2 separate regions of the Homo sapiens genome follow, and region 2 is linked to region 1. Evidence: chromatin loops called from intact Hi-C (ENCODE). Cell type or tissue: PC-9. All regions are shown on one strand. Links, peaks and the distances in the headings refer to the core of each region. The heading gives the core; the rest is flanking DNA. Region 1 overlaps TLL1 (tolloid like 1). Region 2 has its middle 640 kb from the start of SPOCK3.

Region 1 (5,396 bases), core at 157-5,156:
CTATAGTAGCAAGTACACTATCTTTGGAGACAATCAGAATTAGAATAAAATCCAGGCTTTGACACTATTTTAGAAACTGCAAATTAATCACCCAGATTTTCACTGTCTTTGTCTGCAAAATGAGGATAATATCTATGTCATACAGTTCTTTTGAGGATTCAAATATCTATGTAAACTATGTGTGTATGCCTAAAATGCCCAGTGCATTCTCTACCATTGGATCACAATACATGACTGTAGGGAAAAGAAAGAGAGATCAGACTATTACTGTGTCTATGTAGAAAGGGAAGACATAAGAAATTCCATTTTGACCTGTACCTTGAACAATTGCTTTGCTGAGATGCTGTTAATTTGTAACTTTGCCCCAGCCACTTTGCCCCAGCCACTTTGCCCCATCTTTGAGCTCACAAAAACATATGTTGTATGGAATCAAGGTTTAAGGGATCTAGGGCTGTGCAGGACGTGCCTTGTTAACAAAATGTTTACAAGCAGTATGCTTGGTAAAAGTCATCGCCATTCTCTAGTCTCGATAAACCAGGGGCACAATGCACTGCGGAAAGCCGCAGGGACCTCTGCCTTGGAAAGCCGGGTATTGTCCAAGGTTTCTCCCCATGTGATAGTCTGAAATATGGCATCGTGGGATGAGAAAGGCCTGACCGTCCCCCAGCCCGACACCTGTAAAGGGTCTGTGCTGAGGTGGATTAGTAAAAGAGGAAAGCCTCTTGCAGTTCAGATAGAGGAAAGCCACTGTCTCCTGCCTGCCCCTGGGAACTGAATGTCTTGATATAAAACCCGATTGTACATTTGTTCAATTCTGAAATAAGAGAAAAACCGCCCTATGGCAGGAGGCGAGACATGTTGGCAGCAATGCTGCTTTGTTATTCTTTACTCCACTGAGATGTTTGGGCGGAGAGAAACATAAATCTGGCCTATGTGCACATCCAGGCATAGTACCTCCCCTTGAACTTAATTGTGACACAGATTCCTTTGCTCACAAGTTTTCTTGCTGACCTTCTCCCTATTATCACCCTGCTCTCCTAGCGCATTCCTCTTGCTGAGATAGTGAAAATAATAATCAATAAAAACTGAGAGAACTCAGAGACCAGTGCCAGTGCAGGTCCTTGGTGTGCTAAGTGCCGGTCTCCTGGGCCCACTATTATTTCTCTATACTTTGTCTCCGTGTCTTATTTCTTTTCTCAGTCTCTCGTCCCACCTGATGAGAAATACCCACAGGTGTGGAGAGGCAGGCCACCCCTTCACATGACCTCTATTAAGATAAAATTAGATCATCTCAATGGAATGTTAATCATAATGCAAACACCGCAAATGGCGTGCACGGGCAGAAGTCATGCAAATTAGGGAGTTATGGAGTTTTACTGCTGTAAGTAACCTTGGGAGTATTATTTTACAGATGAGAAAACTGAGATCTGAAGAAATGATCTTTTCAAAAGTTTCCTGCTAGTTAAGGGTTCACTTGTAGCAGGAACCCAGATGTACCAACACACTGGGACATAATGGAACCTCAGTTATCCCACTTACAAGGGGTAAAAAGAGACAGTATAAAAGTAAGTTTTTATAAAACTAAGAAAAAATACATAATCTTAAAATACTATATCATCAGCTATTTAAACAGTTTTGACAGTATATTTTCACACTACCTTCTTGGAACCTATGATGACGATATTTTCTAAAATCTGATGAACTCTGCGCTATCAGTGAAATATTGATTAAGTAATAGGATTTTATTTTTCCACCCCTTCATTAGGTGACAAGTTATAAGAAAAATATTCAAAGAGTAAATGTCAAATGTGTGGAAAATCTCTCATTAGCCTGACATTTCTCTGGTCCATGTAAGATTTTCCTCATGCCATAATATTTATATTTATATTAATCATAAGAAGCAATTAATTTGCATTATTGATAGAAGACCAATGATTACTATTATTAATCAGATTAGTATCCTGACAATATCTTTATCACAGACTTCAATATAAATCTAATGCTCATAATAAAATATACTAGAATGAAAAATAATGTTGGATAATGGAATAGTTAAAATTATGAATTACAAAATCAAGTGAAAGAATAAAAACAATCTGCAGAAATTCATGACAAAATTTCACTAAAATTATTTCATGGATGAATTTGTATTGTTTTTATACTGTGTTTTCCACCAAGGCAAATTTCTCCCGTGTATCAATCGTTTATGCATCAGCAATGCCACTAGGTGTCAGTATAAGCTAAATGACTAGCTAATATACATTTAACTGATATACTGTCTTAACTGAATGAAAAGGGCACATTCTCTAGATATTTTATGGAACATATAACTAAACTGTCTCCAAACTATAAGTAATGTTACTCTATATTTTTGTCTAAAATTTTTCATATTTTTCTAAATTAAATTCTATTTCTTTAAGATTTCCAGAGCAGTTAGTCGAAATCTGTAAGAGTAAATTAGAGAGTAGGATTAGGCAAAAGATCATGTTGCATACCAAATAAACAAAGGAAAAATAGAGGCTCTGTCAAATAGATCAGTCTTAAACTTATTTATAAAAATATATTAATGTAAAATCTAGCTAATCAGATAGGTTATTAGATAAAACACACATTTTTAATAACAAGCCATAGATTTCTATCTGTTAAATATAACATGTAAATCAAACTGCTAATGTTAATATGAAATACATTGTATAAATATTTAGGTACAGTTCTACTTAAACAAACTGCACTGTTCTACTTAAACAAACTGCACTGATCACAAATCAGACAGAAACTAGGGTTTTCCTAAAACTCAACAACTGCAAAGATCTTTAGGTAGGATGCTGTATGGTTCTGCAAATATTTCACAAAGTGCTTCAGTGAAATTTTATCTGCTATGCTTGGAGATTTATTTACAATCCTATTATTGAACCAAATTCACCAGAAGAAAAACCTGGATCTCAGTCAAAAAAGAGAAGCATGACTTGAATTTGCTGACCTGTAGAATGTGTAGCTTGAAAGCCTTTTCTTTGAACAGATGCATCAGAAACAAACCGAACAAACATTTTATTTCCAGTAGCCACAAGGGGATCTGGTATCTTGTTGCCACACAGTCGTCCAAGAATCGGTGACTTTTCTGTTTCTCCATCAAATACTTCTAAGTGGTCATAAGCACATTCTTGATGCTGCTCAATCTCAAATTCACTAAAGGCCTTTTTTAAAAAGAAGAAATAATTTTTTTAAAAAAAAACAAATCACTCAAAATGAGATAATTTTTGGGACAGAAATACATATCAATAAAATATGTTCAGGGCATACTAATAATTTAACACATTTACAGCATAATTAAGAAAGGTGAAATCAATAAAATATGTAATCTCTAAAAAGACACAATGAGGAAAACAATGTAATAACTTCATATGAAATTCCACTATTTGGCTATTAAAACCAATTCTACTATTGCAATTCAATCTCAGAATTTAAACAGAATATAAAAAATGGTATTTTATTCTGAATTTAATCCAAAGGATTCATCAGAAAATTTCAAACAATCATATTAAAAGATTGGGTCCTTCTGGGTTTGATAATCATAGAACCCGTTGAACATTATCCTACCCTTAGGCACTTAAACTAAACTCAATAAAGTATTATTATATTTTTACAAAACTTAAATGCAACAAATCTTCATAGCATAAATGAAAGGAGAATAATTTTCACTATATATTTGTTTATTTAGCTCTTACAAACCATATCATTAGCAAACACTGATAATACTTAATGCTAGAATATTTTTAATTTACTTTTCATGTAGATGGTACACTTATTTTAATATTGGACATCTTGGAGAGTTTGAATGCTTTGCTCTTATTTATGACATTTAAAAACTATTCTAATTTACCTGTGTTGTAATTTTCATCTGTGTGACTTAGCACATTTAAAATAAAAAATAATTAAATGTATAACACACTACAGATCACAAAGCAAAGTTTAATTGAGATGGACTGAAAATAATATTGTCCAAGCTATTAATAATTACATAAATTACAGGTTATTTGCCATTGCCAAAGGCTCTTTCCTTTCCCCAGAAAAACCATCATACATTGAAGAAATAAAGCCGCCATTCCTACTTAAGTCTATAGAAGAAAACTAAAATATTATAAAGCAAATAAACATGAAAAAGTATGAAATATATTTCAAACTTTGTTAATTTGCTATAATCCCTCCAACAAAATATTGGCACATAAATTTTAATATACTTATTTTCTTTGATACAGTTTTACTGAAGTGATCATAATGTTCAGTCTAATTGAAGACATACAAAACAAAAGAGACTAAAAATTGCTCTGTCTCAGTGTGAATCCACTGTCTATTCCATACCACACTACATCACCCACTATCACTTCTGACTTCGGAGGAGTGAGGAAAGAAATGAAATAAACAATTCATATTAACTAGGGAGTAGAAGAAAGGAATGGAGTTACTTAACGGAAGAAAGAAAAGGGGGAAAAAAAGCTGATCTCTCTTTTGTCTCTTTCCACTGCACTCTACTTAAAAAGTAGAAATAAAAAAAATTATAACCAATAAGCATTAGAGTAATTGTTTGTTATAATCATTATGGATGAAAAGGAAGGCTTACTTCATTTGATCAAAGATACTGGCTAGTACAAAAAGACTGAACATACCACAAAGAATCTCACTGGAAAGAGAAGACAGCGTAGGGAAATACAGTGAACAAGGAGACATCAGTAGAGTCTATTTATCCTGAAGCACAACATGCAAAGCAGGTGATAACTGAAGGAATGTGTCACTTGTTAATCTCTGTAACCCAGTGGAGTACACACATTGCGTAGGATGCAGAAGATTCTGAATAAGTATATGGATGTTTGCATAAACCTGTCAATGTATTTACCCAAAAACCTAGCTGACGTTTATGGCCAACCTCAAGTATGAAAATTCTACAGACAGGGCCTACTAAATCTCATTTTCTGCCTCTCATGAAATAGCAGTCTGCTTCTATTACCATTGTGTACATATATACACTCCTAACATCAGTTTGTAATTGATAGGAAACCACTATGAGAAAATTGGCTTAACCGCACCTAGAGTTCTTTACTAAATATGAAACTAAGCTTCTGAATTATAAATATAATGTTATTTCAAGAGGAAAAACATTGGTTCAGGAAAAGAATATCTGAAAACCACTGCATGTTGAGCAAGTATCTCTTTTGATTGTGATTTAAAGTCACTAATCTGTAAATATAAAGAGCAAAGAACCAGGGAAACCTGCTGCATAGAAGAGAGTATTTTAAGAAAGTTGGAGGTAGTGGCATTCTAAAGTATTTGCTATAAGTAATGGCTAAAGCTGGAATCAGAGTTTACAGACCACACATGTTCAGTCCGTTGATTGGTCCATT
Region 2 (5,396 bases), core at 133-5,132, 500 kb before region 1:
AGGTACAATGGAAGTGTAGGCATTGGATAATCATTTCCATTCCAAAAGAAATCAACCAAATTAAAAGGACTACAGGCCCCGTGCAAGTTCAGAACACAGCAAGGCAGTCATTAAATCTTAAATCTCCAAAATAATCCCTTTGACACCATGTCCCACCTCCAGGGCACATTGGTGCAAGGGGTGGGCTTCTAGTGCCTTGGACAGCTCCACCTTTGCAGCTTTGCAGGTTCCAGCTCCTGGGGCTGTTCTCATAGGCTCAATTTGACCTGTTGCTTTTCCAGGTGCAGGGTGCAAGCTGCTGGTGGTTCTATCATTCTCAAATCTGGAGGATGGTGGGCCCCTTCCCACAGTTCCACTAGGCAGTGCCCCAGTGGGAACTCTCTGTTGGGTATCCAATGCTATATTTCCCCTCTACAATAGGAGGGCTTCTGTGAAGGCTAGCAGGGCTTCTGTGAGGGCTTCACCACTGAAGAAGGCTATGTCTGTCGATTGCTGAAAGTGGGTTTAAAAATCTCCTGCTATTATTGTATTGCAGTCTAATTTCACCTTCAGATCTATTAATGTTTGCTTTATATATTTAGGTGATCTAATATTGGGTGCATTTTTATTTACATTTGTGATATCCCCTTGCTAAACTGACCCCTTTATCAGTATATGATACCTCATCTGTCTTCTTTTAACAGTTTTAAATTTATAGTTTATTTTATCTGAATATAGCTATTCTGCTCTTTTTAAATATCCAGTTTTGTGGAATATCTTTTTCTATCCCATCATTTCATTCTATATGTTTCCTTGAAGGTGAAGTATGCTTTTTTGTTTTTTGTTTTGTTTTGTTTTTTGGTGGTGTTGTTGGCAGCATATAAGTGGGTCTTGTGTTGTTGTTTTTTTTTAACCCATTGCACGATACTATGGCTTTTAATAAGCAAATTTAATCCATTTATGTTTAAAGTAATTATTCATAGGTAAAAATTTATTACTGCCATTTTGTTATTTATGCTGTAGTTTTGCAGATACTTTCCTTACCTCTATCTTTTTTTTGCTTAATTTTTCTTTAGCAGTATGTTTTGATTTCTTGTTTTTATTTTGTGTGTGTAAGATTTTGCTTTGTAGTTACCATGAAACTTAGACAAAACATTGTACAGTTTTAACTCTATAACTATATAAGTTAATAACAATTTAATATTGATTGCAAATAAAACCTTCTACACTTTACTCACTTCCCTCCATTTTGAATTTTTGTTGTCACAATTTACACCTCCTCACATTGCATATTCCTTAAAATTATTGTAATTATTATTACTTTTAACATTTTTATTTTAATCCTCATACTAAAGATACAAACAATTCATATACCACCAACAGAGAATTAAAGGATTCTGACTCTGACTGTGCGCTTACTTTTTCTAGTGGATTTTGTACTTTCAATGTTTTTGTGTTACCCATTAACATTTTTTGTATGTTTTAGCTTGAAGAACTCTCTTAGCATTTCTTGTAAGGTAGGTCTTGTGATAATGAACTCCCTCAGCTTTTATTTATCTGAGAAAGTCTTATCTCTTCTTCATTTCTGAAGGGAGCTTTGCTGGGTGCTATTTTCTTAATTGTCAGTTTTGTTTTGTTTTGTTTTGTTCATTCAGCACCTTGAATATATCATCCTACTGTCTTCTGGCCTGTAAGATTTCTGCTGAGAAATTTGCTGTTAGGTGTGTTGGAACTCCCTTACATATTATTTGTTTCTTTCTCTTGCTACTATCAGAATGCTTTCTTTGTCTTTGATTTTGAAAGTTTGACTACGTTATGTCATGGGGTAGTCTTAATTGAATTGAATCTGAGTGGAGACTCTTGACCTTCCTGTTCTTGGATATTTATATCCTTCTACAGGGTTGGAAAGTTTTTTTTTTTTTTACCATTATTTCTATAAATACACTACTCCCTTTATCTTTCTTTACTCCCTCTTGACACCAATAACTCAAACATTTGCCTTTGTAATTGTGTCCTGTAAGTCCAGTAAGCTTTCTTCACTACTTTTCATTATTTTTTTCTCCTTTCTCCTCTAGCAATATGTTTTCCAATAACCTGTCTTGAGGTCACAGATTCTTTCTGTCTGCTGTTGACGCTCTCTATTTTATTTTTCATTTTGCTCATTGTGTTTTCAGCTCTAGAATTTCTGCTTGTTTTTTTATTATTATTTCAATCTCTTAAATTTCTCTAAATTTCTGATGCATTACTCTATGTTTTATTTAAGTTTGCTGAGTTTTCTTTAAAGAGCTATTTTAATTTCTTTAGAATGCAGTTAATTCATCCCTTTTACTTTATGGTCAGTCACCGGCAGCTTATTTTGTCTGTTTGGTGATATAATAATATTTCCCTGGTTGTTCTTGATCCTTTTAGTTGTGCATCAATATCTATTCATTTAAAGATTATATATTTATTGAAGATTTTGCAGTCTGGCTTTGACTGAGAATGTCCTCAACAGTAAACCTGTCCAGACATTCTGAGCAGGTTGTGATCCCTAAACCCATGACCACTGCAGCTGTTGTAGCACTAGAGGGCACACTAAGTCCAGGATTGCTGCAGCTGGCACCATCCTGACTGAAGCCTTTTGGCTTTAATGGTTGGCACAGTGGCTGGCTAAAATTAACCTGGGGAAGACTCAATGAGAGCTCCTGGGCTGTATTGGGAATCCATCCAGAGATTTAAGCCTGGAAGACCCACTGACCATGTTTTCTGCAGTGTAATGCAGAAAACTGCTGGTGGGTAGTTTTCTTCATTGGCTAACATGCAGAGCAACCACCAAGATCTACATGCTTGTTGCTGTGAGCCCCATCCCTGTTCTTGGTTTCTAACTGACCCCAGATGGTTTAGCTTATTGATATAACCAAGGTTTCCTATGAAATGAATCAGGTGTGAGCCTCCTGTGAAGGATCACAGAAGCTGAATGTTCACTTCCAACTCACTTTTCCCACTATAAAAACTCAAAGTCTGGGGAAATTCTCTCTGTGTGGTGCTATGCTGTCCTGGAGAAGCGGTGACACAGTCAAAGACAGCCATCCCTCTTACCATTTGATCAAGGCTTTTCTTGGTTTTGTGGTCCGAGAGGATATCTCAGCTTCACTTCCAAGTTCTGGTATACTCACAGTAGTATTCTTGTCTGTGGATAGCTACTAGTTGAATTTCTGCGGAGAGGAGTAAAACCAAAGAACTCCTAGTTTGTCATCTTATAGTGTCACCACTTTAATTTTTTAAATTATCATATTGTGACCCAGAAGTTTGGGTAAATGAAAAATAAATGTAAAAGCTCTGCTTGATGTGAAGGCAAAAGTTCAAGAGAATTCTGTTGGATTTTAATCACAGGATTTTAACTGGTAAGCCATTTGTCTGTGATTGTACTGCAACATGCGTTCTATGTTATAGTAAGATACTATTTAAAATTAGTTGACTTTAAATGATGGGAATATTTTCTGGATATAAAAACTGAACAATGAAAGGAATATTGTATGGTACCTATATTGATTTATCCTTTGGGTGGGTCTTCATTACTTATTTCTGCTATTTTATTCTATCCTAATTCATTTTACAAGCATATTTATGTGTAATTTGGAAGTTCTGTCTTTCTGCTATCCATCTGCTAGCCAGTTGTCTAACATAAAATTAGCATGTTCCAAAATGTTAATGACAATAAAGTGATCTAATATGACTTTGCTTCCATAGCTACTAAAAGAACATTTATCCACCCATCTCTATGTGCACATTATAAAATTTAAAAGCTATCTATGAGATCTCTACAAATCTAGTGTTTTGCCACAAGATTTATAATAGTAATGAGTGTAGGATTTTTACATTATCACTGAAAATAGTGTCCAATTTTTATTAAAATTTCCAGTTACTTTAAAGCTTTTGGGTAGTGAGACGTTTCCAGTAAATATTTCCATAAAGCTTTTGGTAACACAGAAGATTATAATGGTATTAAAATCAATATTCCACCTCTGTTAACTAAAGAAAACTCAAAATTTAAAAAAAGGCAAGAAATACTCTAAATTTAACTGAAATATAACTACATAACATTCTAAAATTTATTTTCCGCCATCCACTGGCCTCTTCTCTGGAGCTATAAATATTCAAGTTTTCCCAGTATTAAGCTAAGTATACTAAAGAGAGGAAAAGAAAGAGGAGGGGGGAGGGAGAGAGAAAGAAAAATAGAGAGAAAGAGGAAAAAATAAAGTTACCAACATGTAATTTTACTTGTAAAAATTTCTGTAATTAGAATTTTACTTGTAAAATTTCTGCATTTTCCTTTTTCTTTTTATTAACATTTTAAAGAGTATTTAGACAGAAAATGAGTAACACAAGTCCAGTTGAGACATTCATCAGCAAACGAAAGGGAAATGCATTTAGTAAAGTTATTCTTCAGTTCTAGAAGACAGTCTACTTAGATCCATATAAAAGAACAACTCTCTTCATTGGTTTCATACTTCGTAGATTAATATTTACTAGCTTTTTAATCATATAGTAATAGGAAATTTTTGCTATTTATCGACCATAAAATATTGTTCTGAAGTTTTTGTTTATACTTTAGAAAGAACCAATTAAGTACATTTTCAATAATATGCAAAATATATAAAAAATACTAAATATTTTTATTACTTTGTGTAGTAGTGAAACAATTTTGAGTTTGAGTAAAAATCTTTGTACTTTTACAAGAAGAAAAGTTATACTCTTAGAGCTTTGCAAGTATTCTTTTATATGTGCAAATGAGATTTATATTCAAAAGAGTTTACATTATATTCATAATATGTGGAAATGTTATTGAACAAATTATTTTTTGTATTAAAAATAATTGTATCTTGTCTTTGATTTATAACAGAGGGGAAAAAATGTTAGGATACATTTTACTTGGCAGAAGACCTGCATTTAATTCTCAATTCACACTGTTTGCATCTCTAGCATATTTCTAAGGGCCCATAATTCTATGGTAAATTATTTCCACAAATTGCTTAAATCTTAAAATATAAAGTTATGCTTAATGAAATTATAGTTTAATATTTTATCTCTTTTAAAGAGTTTATTATTCAAGTTCAAAGGGTTTATTACTATGACATCTCGTAATCCTGCAAATCATTAAAAAATGTTTTCTTGGCTTAAATTACAATTTTACGATTTTGATCAATGTAAAGAGCCTAGACACATATTAAATTTAAATTAATAGTCTTTAGAAACCTGTAAAATTTCTATATTAAAAAATAGATGTTTTATTAACTAACCAAAGTTTAAACTAACATTTTAAATTTTTTATAGAAAAATAACTCCATTAACAGAATATGTGTTCATGTATATACACATGTAATCACCTGAAAATTTGTCAGTTAAACATATTCTGTGGAGAAACAGTTAGTAAAATA

What was found. Hi-C counts contacts between places; a loop is a spot of excess contacts. Peaks named below come from ENCODE experiments on the same cell type or tissue, not always from the same donor. Only the 100,000 strongest peaks of a DNase experiment are listed, where the experiment ranks them.
Region 2: a loop joins it to region 1, with 4 times the contacts of the local background. A loop is called at or near these places in 3 of 110 quality-filtered maps.

What each region holds. Positions count from the first base shown.
Region 1 is chr4:166,088,926-166,094,321 of GRCh38, reverse strand. It overlaps TLL1 (tolloid like 1), which reads right to left. Exons shown (of 21, transcript NM_012464.5): 19 at 2,981-3,194. Among named protein-coding and RNA genes, the nearest start is that of TLL1, 220 kb to the right of the region's middle. In PC-9, for the core only: a CTCF peak has its summit at 2,194 (motif pointing right); no DNase peak of the experiment used is centred there.
Region 2 is chr4:166,591,680-166,597,075 of GRCh38, reverse strand. No RefSeq gene overlaps it. Among named protein-coding and RNA genes, the nearest start is that of SPOCK3, 640 kb to the left of the region's middle. In PC-9, for the core only: a CTCF peak has its summit at 2,544 (motif pointing right); no DNase peak of the experiment used is centred there.